Linked DNA regions of Homo sapiens: region 2 is linked to region 1. Evidence: chromatin contacts called from ENCODE Hi-C or POLR2A ChIA-PET data. All regions are on one chromosome and are shown on one strand. Each heading gives the region's core, a stretch centred on a gene start or an enhancer-like site at or near the end of the contact. The rest is flanking DNA. Distances are from core to core; before and after follow the strand shown.

The links. A loop is a pair of places that touch in the nucleus more often than their neighbours do. ChIA-PET counts read pairs that join two places held with the same protein, here RNA polymerase II (POLR2A). Pooled maps may share reads with other maps.
Region 2: a loop to region 1 is called in a map of B cell, with 28 times the contacts of the local background. The contact joins the promoter of FBXL19-AS1 here to the promoter of TBC1D10B in region 1. A Hi-C loop is called at or near these places in 3 of 168 maps with a recorded cell type or tissue (B cell, CD4-positive, alpha-beta T cell and naive thymus-derived CD4-positive, alpha-beta T cell), 4 of 37 single-sample maps with no recorded cell type and 17 of 50 pooled maps. POLR2A ChIA-PET finds 5 or more read pairs at or near these places in 1 of 52 experiments (Panc1).

The regions. Positions count from the first base shown.
Region 1 is chr16:30,366,636-30,373,824 of GRCh38, forward strand. It overlaps TBC1D10B (TBC1 domain family member 10B), which reads right to left and starts at 3,859. Exons shown (of 9, transcript NM_015527.4): 1 at 2,593-3,859. The coding sequence starts at 3,548. It also overlaps a transcript of MYL11 not described here. RefSeq lists silencers at 3,285-3,364, 3,455-3,744.
Region 2 is chr16:30,919,632-30,926,820 of GRCh38, forward strand. FBXL19-AS1 (FBXL19 antisense RNA 1) reads right to left here and starts at 3,638. Exons shown (of 1, transcript NR_024348.1): 1 at 1-3,638. It overlaps FBXL19 (F-box and leucine rich repeat protein 19), which reads left to right and starts at 3,941. Exons shown (of 11, transcript NM_001382779.1): 1 at 3,941-4,828; 2 at 6,100-6,300. The coding sequence starts at 6,124. RefSeq lists enhancers at 2,011-2,979, 2,720-3,539, 2,980-3,947, 3,570-3,659, 3,700-3,859.

The DNA.
Region 1 (7,189 bases), core at 2,609-5,108:
CCTCCCTGAAATCACCCCAGGCAAATAAAGGACTCCCTGCCCTATTTACTCACTGTTCTGTCAGAGGTTCATACTCATGGTGCCCCATCATTCTTCAAACACTTACTTGTAGGAGCCAGTACTAGGAGGTGAGTAGAACGGAAGAAAGCTTGGGTCTTAAGAATCAAACCTACCTAAGTTCAAATTTCAGTTCTGTCTCTGAGACAATAGGGAGCTTTGTCAAGGGATGACCTGAGTCCCTTCCTCAATTATAAAAAGACACCACCGGGCCGGGCATGGTGGCTCATGCCTGTAATCCCAGCACTTTGGGAGGCGGAGGTGTCAGAAGTGAGAAGCGGATCACCTGAGGTCGAGAGTTCAAGACCAGCCTGGCCAACATGGTGAAACCCTGTCTCTACTAAAAATGCAAACTCAGCCGGGTGTGGTGGCACATGTCTTCAATCCGATACTCGGGAGGCTGAGGCAGGAGAATTGCTTGAACCTGGGAGGCGGAGGTTGCAGTGAGCCAAGATCGCACCATTGCACTCCAGCCTGGGCAACAAGAGCAAAACTCCGTCTCAAAAACAAAACAAAACAAAACAAAACAAAAAAAACACCACCACCACCTACATCACAAAGTTATGAGAAGACTATTGAGAAACTGCATATAAACATCTGTTAAATAGAAGGGGCTCGTTAAATGTTAGTTTCCTTTGTTCTAGAAGCTCCTTAAACAGAGAGACCATCTCTCATTAATTTCTATCATAAGTCGGTTACAAACTCTACCAAGGGCTGGGAAGAGTAAGATACCTTCTGGCCCTCAAGAAGGTTACAGCCTAAGAGGAGCGATAACTGTAATACAGCATGGGAAATGCAATGACAAAGATGCACCAAAGACACATCTAATTGGAGTGGGGGCAGTGGGTATCAGGGAAGCTTCCTGGAGGAGGGGACATCTGAGGTAAGCCATGAAGAAATGAGTAGAACTTAGCAGGCAAAGAAAGGGGAGAAGAGCACCCTTGGCAGGTGCACAGCCTGAATATGAAGGGGAAAGGACTACAACTAGTTCAGCAGGACCACAGCGCAAAGCACCCGGTGAGGAATGGTGGCAAAGGTGACCAGAGAGGCTATGCGCAGGCCAAAGAGCCTGAACTTCATCCTGTGGACAGCAGCGAGCCACTGAACGCTGCGAAAGTAACATGGATTACAGTCAGTCTTGCCCAAGAGGTAGAGTTCTCTGGCATTGAAGCTGATCTTACAGGGACAAAGCTACAAAGCAAAGAAACAGCACCCGGCATAGTGCCTGGCACACAAGAGGGACTCCCCCAAACTAAGTTCAGCCCGAGTTCCTCAGGACAGCCTGCTATTGAGGAGAGAGCCACTGGTCACACAGATCCAGATTATTTGAGGGGGACAATTCACTCAACTGCACTAATTGTTTCTTCATCTATAAACCGAGTCCTTGTGCCTAGAAAGCACCAGGGTCAAACCTCAGTTGCTTTCCCATGTAAGACCCTGAATGTTGGTACCCAATCAAAGGCTTTCTGATTTTGGTTGGCTCATGAACCCTGCCTGGAAAACTCTCCCACAGGGCTTCCCCCGATCCCTGCACACATAGCCAAGACTAAATCAATCCTACTTACTCTCCACGATTCAGAGCAGGTTCAGCTGACTCCCTGCTCTAGGTGCCTCAGGAAACCCTCTGGAGATCTCTAGGCTAAACCCGAGGTCTTCTATTGAAACCAACTGTTTAAGTACTTTTCTTTCTCTCCAGATGATTGGCTCCTTGAAAGGACTATTTTATCCTTAGCACCTGGGGCCTGACACCTGGGGGCCCAGGAGATGCTGTAGGCTGACTGGCCCAGCAGGTCAAAGGGGCACAGGAACAACGGGCAGGATCCAGAGAGGGGGAAGGAAGAAGTCAGAGGCAATCACCCCCTACCTCGGGAGTGACTCAGGCCCCGGAGAGAACTAGGAAAGAGTCAGCCCGGCTGGGGAGATGAGGAAATGGGGAAGAGGCCTCTCCCACCCTTTACTTCAGTGCAGATACAAGACTGCCCTGTTTCACAGCGGGATCCTGACTGCACAGTCTCCCTTCCATCAGCCAGACTTCCCCACCTCTCTACTCCATCCCTGGGACCTAGGGCTATGGGGGAAGGGAGATGCCTGCACCCCTCCCAGGCTATCCACCCTAAGGGACCAAGGGTCTCTACCAGAACCCTCGCCCAACCAACCCTCCAGAATATCCGGCCTGTAGCTGGAGTTCCCCATCAAAGAGCAGGGATGACCTCAGGTATCATCTCATTCAATCCACTTTATAGAGGAAAAAACTGAGGCACGGAAATGGGGAAGCCACTAGCTCAAGGGCACACAACCCATCAAAGGCAAGGCTTAAACCCAGACCTCTTGACCCCTGGTCTGAAACTCCACTAACATGCCAATGTCACAGGCACCTCAGGATGCTCAAGACACGGCAGCTCGCGCTGATCACCCCGTGGATCCTCAGAGGAGGCTGGGCTGCCAGAGTCTGGGCAAAGTGTATCGTTTTCGTTTCGCCCTCCCCCAACCTTTGCTTCCCCGAGGCGGTCCCGCTGGGTGCCCACTGGTACTCACAGGCTGCCCGAGTACTGGCTGCCCCCAAGGAAGCCATACTTGTCCGTCTTGCGCAGGGCCAGCCCGTTTATCTCTGAATCTGAGCCCATGGAGCTCACATCATCCGCCAAGGACTCCAAGGTCCCAGACATGAGGCTCACGGAGTCCAAGTAACTCAGCGTGTCCGGGGCCTGCCCTCGAGGCCCAGAGATGCCAGGTCCCAGGCTGGACGTGGAGCCCAGGTCTTGAGAGTTTTCAGCAGGCTCCGGAGCTGGGGTCACGGTCACGACAGCTACCGGAGCCTCACAAGTCCCAGAGGGGCCTGTGCCAGGGCCTGAGGGGTCCTCAGGAGCCTGTCCTGCTGATGCTGATGTTGCTGCGGCAGCTCCATGCCCACCTGTCACTTGTCCTGATGCACTCCGTGCAGTCACTCCTGAGGCCACTGTGGTTCCCGGCTTGGGGGCAAGCGGGGGTTTGGCGGTCAGGGCACCAGGAGCCGTTCTGGAAGGGGTCCTGGTAGGGGTCCCGGTGGGGGTCCCTGGTCCTGGGGCGGGTGAGGGTCGAGCCTCCTCTGTCTTCGGCGAGTCTGCCCCTGCGGCCAGAGCCCTCGATGTCTCAACTCCAGCCACTGCCGCGGGCTCTGGGGATTCCGGGCCGGAGGGGAGCTGCGGCTTTGGGGCTTCGGGCGAGGCCTCCAGGGTCAGCACCACCACCGTGCTGCCCGTGACAGCCGGGGCTGGGGCCGGGGCTGGGGCCGGGGCCGGAGCAGAGGTCTCGGCCGACCCCGGGACCCAGGCGGGCCGCGCCTCCCCGGGGGCCACCAGGGTGACGGGGGCCGAAGTGGCCGTAGTCACTGGAGGTCCCGGAGCCACCACCACGACGGGCCCGGCCCGGGAACCCCGGGGCGGCGGCGAGGGGGCCGCGGGGGCGCCATGACGGCGCGGCGGGGCCACCAGGGGCGCCGTGCCCGTCTCCATGGCCGCGGGCCGCCCCTCACATCCCCCCGCCGGGGAGGCCGCAGAAGGCGCCGCCCCTCGGGCCTCCCGGCGAGGCCAGCCGAGAAAGGGGAGAGGGCGAAGGGCGCGGCTCGGCGCGCGCCGGGGGCGGAGCGGCCGCTGGGCGCGCAGAGGCGGGGCAGGGGTCGGGGGGCGCCGCGCGCCGGGGTCTCTCTCGAGCCCTCTCACCCCCTCGCGCGCTCTCGCCACCGCCCCCTCCCTCCTGCTTGGGGGCGAGCCGCCGACCTCGCGCCTGCGCACACGCCGCAGAGCCGGCTCCGCGCCAGCGTCTCGGCGTTCCACGCCTGCGCGCGGACTGGCTCATCGCGCTCCTTTTTTCTCCCGCCTAGTCAGAGGATTTGGACGAATAGTGGGAGAGAGAGAACTGGGCTTCTGCCAATCGTTGGAATCGTGGGCGGGGCTGGAGGCGAAAAAGGGGTGGGTCATCTGGAAAGAGGAAACGGAGAAAGCTAGGGCTGTAAGACCAATCAGAGGACGAGGAAAGGCAGGGGGCGATGGGACGAAAGAAATAACCAATAGAAACGCAGGGGTCTGAACCTCCTGGCCAATGAATATGACTGAAGGGTGAATGACCGCGGAAGGGCGGAGGAGGAGGCAGGGCTGTGCGAGTAAGAGGTGGGGCCTGGAGGCTTCTTAACCAATAGGAATGGTAAAAAGGGAGCCAATGAAAAGGGGAGCAGGTGGAGGTCAAATTGACAGGCAGTGATGTCTATTTAGGCGGTGACAGACAGCATCCGCAGTCAATAGGAAGAGCTGAAGAATTCTTTAGGTCTCCCAAAATGGTCAGTAAGGAATGACAGCTGGGAGGAGGCGGGGCAAGCTAGAGATTAATTCGCCCCGTCAGCCAATGATCGTGTTCTCCCACTTTGGCCACAGGACAGGAAAATAGATAGCTGTCTCAGCCAATGGGAGCATCCAAAGGGCAAAGATGCTGCCAGCAGGCGGTGCCAGCCCAGGGATAGTCGGTGACAACCGGAGACAAGCCTTATGGGAGGGTGACAGCTGGGGACAGCACGGAGAAGGGGCGGGGGCATTAGTGCAGCCCTCAACCAATGAGTGCCGCGCTGCCCCCTCTCGAGTCCTTTCCGGTCCCCTATTCTTCGTTCAGCTCCTGAGCCCCACACTCTGGTGGTCTGTGGGACCCTGAGCCCCACCACAGATCCAGTGCCCTGACCCAGTACTCTCATCCTTTACTCTATAATTCTCCGATCTCGGCCCCCAACTAACCCCAACACTCCAGGCCCAGGTGGCAATAGCCAGAGCCCCCAGATCCTATAAGCAACCCATATCTCTGCTTCACCCATTTCCTGCGGGAATCCCAACCTCCAAGTCCCTCTCCTCAGTTCCCATCTATCTGAGCTCCTCCCCAGAACCCAGGCTCCAGTTCCTCAGACCTTATCCCTCTGAGTACCCCCTCCATTTCTTCTAGTGGGGATCTCAAACCCCAAATCCATGAATCCCTAATACCATGAACTCCCCATATGTGTGTTACTATTCTTTTGGGGATCCAAGGCCCCAGTCCCGTCAACCCCTCTCCCCTCACTGCCACATCCCTCTGTGCTCCTCATGTTCCACTGAGAATCCCGACCTCAATCTCATGAGCGCTCCAGGTTGTCCTTAGATCACAAGCATAAAGACCTGACGTTATGAGCTCCAACCTTCCAACTTCTAAACGCCCTCTTCTTTCTCTGACCCCCATATTCTGATTTCCATATAGCATCCACCATCCTGGAATTCCAGTGAGACCTAGCTCCCGACTTCTCAGCTCCTCCTTGGTTTCTGAGTCCTCTAAGGTCCCTCACTCCCAACTCAGCCCCATGTCCTGTCAATTCCCACTCAGTGTCTGATCTCCTTCTCCTCACCTTTCCCATCTCCCGTTTGACCCAAGCTTCCTGAGCTCTCCTCCCATTCCCCTTTTTGGAGTCCTCCTCCTCTCCCAGAACCCAGTAATAAGTGGGCTCCTCCCTGGCCTGGACCCCCGTGGTAACCCTATAAGGCGAGGCAGCTGCTGTCTGAGGCAGGGAGGGGCTGGTGTGGGAGGCTAAGGGCAGCTGCTAAGTTTAGGGTGGCTCCTTCTCTCTTCTTAGAGACAACAGGTGGCTGGGGCCTCAGTGCCCAGAAAAGAAAATGTCTTAGAGGTATCGGCATGGGCCTGGAGGAGGGGGGACAGGGCAGGGGGAGGCATCTTCCTCAGGACATCGGGTCCTAGAGGGAGCGGGAGGAGAAGGAGATGGTTGTCCTTGCCAACTTGGGGCTTCCTCAGCCACTATTTTTCCAGACTTCTGCTGCATGGAGGGGACTGGGTCACTGAGGCCCAGAGGGAGAAGAGAGGGTACATCAAAGTCACACAATCAGCCAAGCTGGCTCTTGGCCAGAATAAAGTGAGCTGCCACTGGCTATCAAGGCACCTCACAGAAAGTGACCAGCTGGCTGTCCTTTTAGGGTCTTTTCCTCCCCTCTTGAGTTCCAGCCTCCACACCAGTACCCAGAGAAAATATTCTAGACTCATACTAGATCACATCCTTCTTCTGCATGAAACCTTTCCAAGGTTCCCCAGGGTCTCCGTCCTGTGCCTGGCAAAGGCCCCTCAGGGGCTGGTCACCAGCCCCATCACAATTCTGGCCACCTGAACACTTCTGATCTTCCGCTCTCCAGGCCTTTGCTCAGGCCATGCCCTCCGCCCAGCACATCTGCTCCTCCACCTGCACCTGACTCCCTGGCCCTCGTGAAGCCACTCCCATACTCCTAGACAGGGCTGCTGCGCCCTCCACTTCTGGGCTCCTGACCAGCTCTGGTATGTCAGTTTCTGCATTCATTCCTGTCTCTATTAGTTATAAGGCAAGTTCTGTGGGATGGGAACTACATCTCCCTTTTACAGAGGGGAAACCAAGGCCCAGCACAAAACCTGAGACCACAAAGCATCTTGCCTCAAAAAATCCCTCTTGGCTCGGCGCGGTGGCTCATGCCTGTAATCCCAGCACTTTGAGCACTTTGGGAGGTCGAGACGGGTGGATCATCTGAAGTCGGAATTCAAGACCAGCCTGGCCAACATGGTGAAACGCCATCTCTACTAAAAATACAAAAAATTAGATGCCGGGCACGGTGGCTCACGCCTGTAATCCCAGCACTTTGGGAGGCCGAGGCAGGCAGATCACAAGGTCAGGAGATCGAGATCATCCTGGCTAACGCGGGGAAACCCCGTCTCTACTAAAAATACAAAAAAATTAGGCGGGCGTGGTGACACGCGCCTGTAGTCCCAGCTACTCGGGAGGCTGAAGCAGGAGAATCACTTGAACCCGGGAGGCGGAGGTTACAGTGAGCCAAGATCACGCCACTGCACTCCAGCCCGGATAACAAAACGAGACTTCATCTCAAAAAAAAAAAAAAAAAGTAGCTGGGCATGGTGGCGGGTGCCTGGAATCCCAGCTACTCAGGAGGCTGAGGCAGAAGTATCGCTTGAACCCAGAAGGCGGAGGTTGCAGTAAGCCGAGATCGCACCATTGCACTCCCACCTGGGTGACAAGAGCAAGACTCCATCTCAAAAAAAAAAAAAAAGAAAGAAAAGAAAAAAAAATTCCCCTCTCCTTGAAGGGAGGTAGGAG
Region 2 (7,189 bases), core at 2,388-4,887, 550 kb after region 1:
CAATCCACGGTCCTGGACTAGATTTCAGGACTTTTCAAGAGAAGCTGGAAATCCATTTTGCCTGAGAAATGTGTTGTTGTTGCTATGCCAAATTAAATGCACACATGACTGGATTTGTTGTTTCTGCATGTTGTAATAGTTCTGAGCATGAGTTCGGGAGTCTGGGGTTTGAATTTTGGCGGTACCACTCATCCATTCTGCATAATTGAGGGTCCCAGTTTCCTCGTCTCTAAAATGGAATTCTACCTCATAAGGTTGTGTGGGTTTTTTTTTTTTTGAGATAGAGTCTCGCTGTCGCCCAGGCAGCAGTGCAGTGCTGTGATCTTGGCTCACTGCAACCTCCGCCTTCCAGGTTCAAACAATTCTCTTTTCTCAGCCTCCTGAAGAGCTGGGACTACAGGTGCACACCACTACACCTGGCTAATTTTTCTATTTTTAGTAGAGATGGGGTTTCACCATATTGGTCAGGCTGGTCTCGAACTCCTGACCCCAGGTGACCCACCTGCCTTGGCCTCCCAAAGTGCTGAGATTACAGGCGTGAGCCACCATGCCCGGCCCTCAAGATTTTTATGAGGACCACATGAAATGCTGAAAGCACTTAGTAGTATGTCCAGGAGCAGGGTCTTGCTCTGTCATCTAGACTTGAATGCAGCGAGTGGCATCGTCATAGCTCACTGCAGGCTCAATCTCTCAGCCTCAAGCAATCCTTGCCCCTCAGCCTCCTAAGTAGCTGGGACTACACGTCCAGCTAATTTTTGTATTTTTGTAAAGATGGGGCCTCACTATGTTGCCTTGGCTGGTCTTGAACTCCTAGTTTCAAGTTATCCTCTCACCTTGGCCTCCCGAAGTGTTGGGATTATAGGCGTGAGCCACTGCAACTGGCCAGGACAGTGATTGATTGATTGATTGATTGGTTTGAGACAGAGTCTCACTCTGTCGTCCAGGATGGAGTGCAGTGGCACGATCTCAGCTCACTGTAACCTCCACCTCCCGGGTTCAAGCAATTCTGCTGCCTCAGCCTCTCGAGTAGGTGGGATTACAGGCACATTCCACCATGCCCGGCTAATTTTTGTATTTTTAGGAGAGACAGGGTTTCACCATACTGGCCATTGCTGGTCTCGAACTCTTGACTTCATGATCCGCCCGCCTAGGCCTCCCAAAGTGCTGGGATTGACAGTGGCATTTAAATAGAGACCTTTTAGAAAAGTGGGAAAGTAGAAAAATAAATAATAAATACATAAATAGAGACCTGTAAATGATGAACAGTGAACTTGGTGGAGAAGTGAGATGGGCATGGGGAGGATAGCCCTCAAGCAGAGGGAACAGGGTAGAAATCAATCATGCAACACCAAATTCAAGCAGTGAGGATAGAGGGGACAGCCAATCCTCTAGGGAGGGCTAAGGATTTCCTGACTGATAAAGCCTGAGCGGCAAAGAAGCCTCCTATCCAGCCTTGGGCAAGTCTCTGCCAAGCTGGGACTTCACACTACACTGGCCAGCCATTGACTTCCCTGATAGAAAAACCACAACCAACAAGTCCTCGCTGGGGCTGGTCTGCCAAACACAGAAGACAGAGGGAAGGGGAGGGGGCTGTCTTGGGGTCAGAAGTGAGCAGGTTTTCCAGGGGAGAAGGAAGATTGAGAAGAGGGGTATGGCTGCTGGCTCACACCTATAATCCCAACACTTAGGGAGGCCAAGGCGGGAGGCACACTTGTGGCCAGGAGTTCGAGACCAGCCTGGGCAACATAGCGAGACTTCGTCTGAACAAAAAAAAATTATAGTTTAAAAATTAGCTGGGTGTAGTGGCGCGTGCCTGAAGTCCCAGGTATTCACAAGGCTGAGGGAGGAGGATCGCTTAAGCCCAGGAGGTCGAGGCTGCAGCAAACTATGATCCTGCAACTGCACTCCAACCCAAGTGACAGAGCAAGACCTTAAAACACACACAAAAAAAACCAAAAAACGGCAGAAAGATGAGAAGCCGTTCCATTTGCATAGGCAGTTGAAGTGTCTAGGCAGAGGCCTCCAAGGCTGACTGGATATCAGGCAGGGGATGAGGCTGGACAGCCTGCAATGCCTCCAACTCCAGGTTGCGGAAATCGTGTTTGTAGTACCTCAGTCGAATGGAGATTGAGCGCCCCCTGGGAGCAGTGCTCGGTAACAGACGCTGGAGGACCCCGATGAGGAGGGGCGGGGGTCGGTTCAATCTGGGAGGAGCCTGCGGGTCAGTTTTCTTCTCACAGGAGCGAACTCTGTCCGGCATCATGGATTCCTGGGCTCCCAGAACGGCTGGGCTGGAAGGGACCTTAGAAAGGGATCTACCACCGCGTGCCCCGTGCCAGAGTTGGGCACTTTGGTGACAAGAACATTGGCTTGTTTAACACTCACAACTGTGCTTCGAGGTGGGGATCATTATCCCCATTGTCCCCATTTTGCAGATGAGAAAAAGCAAGGTTTGGTGGCTTCCCGGGGCGGGGCGGGGATTCGCTGTGACTCCAGGTCCTTTTCCCCGGAGCCCGCACGTCTTGTAAGACACTGATTCCCGGAGGTCTGAGGAGCAGGAATCGAGTGGGAGGTGCCCAGGCTTTCTAGGGAACAAGAGTGTGAATGCACTCTCGACGAGAACCACGCCCCCCTGTTCGACAAGACTGATTCCTGCTGCCTTCCTTTAAGGGCCCTCCCCTGAAACGCGAAGTCCTCGCCCCATGGAGAGGCGGACATTCTTTATTCCCGGATCGCCCGACGTTTTTCTCCCCCACCCGCACTGATCCCCACTGGTGACATAAATCCTTCCCCTCCACTCGCGAGTGAAAGCTTGGGACTACATTTCCCGCCAGGCTGTTCAGAAGCCGGTGGCGGAGAGAGGAGAAAAGAGTCTTTCCGTTTCCGTCGCCTCGCAATTTGGCGTGTCCGCCGGGATTCACATTTCAACAGCGACGTCCTTTCTCTGTTGGACTCGGCAAGGAACTACATTTCCCAGCAGGCACCGGCGCAGAGGTCGAGGGGCGAGGTCGCCATCTTTTTCGTAGTCCTCTCCCTCATTTCCGCAGGGAAGAGGCCAGACGCCTGGACTACACATCCCATGTCGCAGTCGCCCCGGCCCTGCAGCCGCCATCTTTGCCGGTGGCCCCGCCCCATCCCCTTCCATTGTCTCGACTTGAGATGATAGACGGGAGCCGGGAGACTGCAACTCCCGTCAGGCCGTGCGCCACTGGTGGGGGGGATTTCGAGACCACAGGCGGGCGAGGTGCCCAAGGTGGTGGAAAGCGGAGACCGGGAGAGGCTAGGTAGCCTGCCATCTTTACGGTAGTCTCCTCGTCCTCCTGGTTCCGCCATTCTTAAGGAACACTGGAAGGCTATAAAACTACTAATCCCATCGCACCTCGTAAGATCGACTACTAGTCAGGTGTATGTCCCTCTTCCGCCATCTTGCTTGTAGTCCTCTTTCCTTTTCACCTTTCCATTGTTCCTGACGAGTAGAAATGGCAGCGGGAAGGCAGCAGATGGACTGCGACTCCCGTCAGGTACCACACACGCGGAGGGTTGTGGACAGGAGGGCGTGTGAGTGCCTGGGAAGGAGGTCGGGTCGGGGGAGAAGGCCATCTTGTTTGTAGTCATCGTTCCCTCTCCTTCTCGATGTTCTGCAACTGGGAGCCTCGGGGCAACGGGACTCTAACTCCCGGCATCCTCGGCTCCCGGCTGGGCACGCCCTCCGCCGTCCTGTTTGTAGTTCCCGCTGTCCCCAGCGTCCTATTGTTCCCCCGTAGCATCAGTGGCCGCAGGACTACAACTCCCGTCGAGCCCTGCGTGCGTTCGTCCTGGAAAGTGGAGGTGGTGGAGGAAGGAGGGGGAAGGGGGCGGGGTTCCTCTGGGAGAAGGAGGGAGTAAAGAGGGGGAGGAGGAGGAGGAGGAGGGAAGGAGGAGGGAGGGGAGGGGAGGGGGGAAGAGAGGAGGAAGGAGGAAGGAGCTGAGGAGGGATGAGAGAGGCGGCCAGGGCCCCGGGCCGTAGCAGCGCGGGGCTGGGGGACCAGGGGGGCTGAGACACCCCAACTGCCCCCTTCCCCTTTCCCTCTCCCCCTCTATCCTTTCCTTCCACCCTCCCGCTTGAGGAGGGGGATTTATTCAAATTTTATTTAAATCCCTATCTCCCGAGGGTCGCGCGCTTGGGGGAGGGGGAGAGGTCGGGGGTGCGCGCGGGCTGGGGGGGGCGGGGCCGGAGCAGCTTCCTTCACCTCCCCCTCCGCTCGCCTCGCAGCCGTAGGGCAGGGGGTCGCAGTCCAGGGGCGGGCCCAGGGGAGGGGGGCAGGTTACAGCGACCCCCCCCTCCCCGGGAACCGGCGGTGGGCGGGCTTGAACCCCGGAAACGGTGGGGGGGGCCCAGGCCTGGCACTGGACCCCTGGGCAGTGGGGTCCGGGAAGGGGCCAGTTAAAGGGCCAGGGGCGCTGGGGAGAGGCGGGGCGGGGTGGGGGGAGGGGAGCTGGGACTCGGACCCGGGACTGAGTGGGCCCCGGGCAGAAGCTGAGCACCCTGCGCCCAAGGAGCCCCCGTTGGCCTGGGGGGGCTGAGGGACTGAGCCTCCCAGAGCAGGACCTCCCCCTGGAAGGGCCGCGCCGCAGCCCGTGGGAGGGCCTCGCCCCCGGCGCCCCCCATCTCCACTCGCCGCCGTCCCGGCCTCCGCCGGAGGGAGGGGCCGAGCGCCCTCGGGGGGCCGTGGACCCCGGCGTTCTGAGCGTTCCGCGCCCCGCGCCGCCCGGCCCCCCCGCCGCCGATGGCCGCCGACCCGCCGGGAGCTGCCGAGAAGGGAGAGATGGCTCCCGGGACACGTGTGAGGTGGGTTCATGCGGCTCCTCCTCACCCCCAGACCTGGGCAGCGCCCACTCCCATTCATCCTCAGCCCGGCCTCTCTCTACCTTCCCCGCCCCCAGCCTCACCCTCTCTCTACTCCAAACTCATCTCCAGCCCTCCTTCCTATGACCTCTCCACCCTGGGGAACTGGCCCTCCTTCCTAGACCCTGCTTCCCCTTGAAAGCCCCCACCCCCGCCTGCAGTCGCCGCCCTCCAGGCCCCTCCCCTGGAGCGCTGGAGGGCCCCTTAGCCCCATGGATGGGTATGAAAGTCCCCGGAAAGGGGGAATCTGGGGTAAGACTGACTGGGAAGAGACCCTCCAGGCTTCTAATTCCACATGGGATCTTGGAGGATCTGGTTTCCATGGGAGGGGGAGCCCAAGGGATTCTAGATGATTAGGGATGAAAGCAGCCCGGGAAGCTGGGGGTCCTAGGACTGAGCCCATCCTCAGTTCTGGGAAGATGTCAGGCTGGATTCTAGAATCCCAAGGAATTTGGGAGATTGCCCAGGTGGACCTGAGGGATCCAAGAGGAGGGTGTCCTGGAGGAGGGAACCCTGTGGGGAACAAGAGGGGCTGAGATCTTGGGCTGAGAAGGGTCTCTGAAGAAGCATCTCCAGGGCTGTCAGAGCTCTGGGGAGTTAGTGGGCAGAGGAGATCGTTAGGGACTTGGGGGCAAGGATCTCGCTGGATCTGGTGAGGATAACTGGGTTGAGGGGAAGAGAGATTGGATGGCTGCTGTGGATGAAAAGGTTGGTGGGGCGGGGGGGAGGAAAAGTCCGGAGCTTCCGTCTAGGAATCTCTGGGTATCTGGGAGGTGAATCTGGGCAGTTTACCCCAGATTGAGGTTGGGGAGAGCCTGGGATATTCTACACTCGGATAACAGGGGAAGAGTTGGGATCTCTCCAAGCTAACACCACGGACAAGGAGTGCCTGGCCTTTCCAAGGAGCTCCGGTGTGGGGATGGCAGAGGAGAGGGCCTCGGTGTCCCCTCCTGCTCCCTGGGCTAGGGAAGGGACCCTGAGGAGGCGGTAGAGGAGCGAGGCCAGGAAGCAGTTCTTGGGCTCCTCTTGAGCTGCTGCAGGGAGACAGGCCTTGAGTAGAGGATTGGCCCCCAGATACACAGAAGGGGGTGACCTCCTTGTCCCCCTGAGGAAGAGGGCAGGCTCTAGCTGCCTGTAGGTGGAGGGACCTGTCAGGGGTCTCCCAGGCCAGGGCCCCAGTGGGCCCATCTGACCCTGCCACCATCCACCTACAGCCCTCGGCGTTGCTGACGCCCCCAATGTCGTCGAGCAGCCGGGGGCCGGGGGCCGGAGCGCGCCGACGCCGAACCCGCTGCCGCCGCTGCCGGGCCTGTGTGCGAACTGAGTGCGGGGATTGCCACTTCTGCCGAGACATGAAGAAGTTCGGGGGGCCCGGGCGCATGAAGCAGTCGTGCCTGCTCCGGCAGTGCACTGCCGTGAGTTCTGCCCCCACCTTTGGGCTCTGCCCACCCTTCCCAATACCTTCTTGGAATGGCTGGTGACTGCCTCCCAGCCTGTACTGTGGAGTGGCTGTTTGTTCACTCGTTCATTTCTTCCCTTCATTCACTAGTTTGTGTCAGTATCCATTTTTGTCCTCAGCTCCAAGCTGGGGGCAGTGTCCAGGTGCACAGAAGGATCTGACCCAGTCCCCACTTTCAGGCTCTTCCCAGCTCTCAGAGTCACACCCCCGCAGAATGCCCAGCCCCTGCTCTATCACCCCCCAAGATGTCTCTGTGCAGGAGGGGGCCCATCCCCAGAGATGGCCCCCTTCCAACAGGTCTTGCCCTTCTCTGGCCTCTTCCTCACCCAGGGTGGTCTTGGATTTGAGGCTAAGCTCACCCTTTATGTGACCTTGAGCAAATCATGCTGAATGAACCTCAGGTTCCTTCTCTGTAAAATGTTTCCTTTGCTGAGTTGTAAAGATTAAACAATGGCATGGATGCGAGTGTGTCTACCACAAGGCCCAGCACACAGTAGGGATCGGGGAAGCATGGGTTTCCGCCCTGCCTTCCTCATCCTTTGAGCCTCCCTGGGCTCCAGAGCACGGCCCCTCCCCAGCAGCCGCGAGGAGCCAGCTGCATCCTGCGTCCCCCTCCCCACTCTGCCACCTCCCTCTCTTCCTCCTGCCACTCTTTCCTGGTTGGTCTCTTCACCCCTCAGCCCCTCACTTCTTTTCCTTTATCCCCCAACCCCTTGCCTCACTTTTCCTTCTCCCCCTACCTGCATCTTCCTTGATCCTGCCGCATCCTTGTTATGACTCAGTCCTACCACTGTCTTCCTCAAAGTCACACTGTCTGAGGCTGCCCCCACTTCCCCAAGACTAGT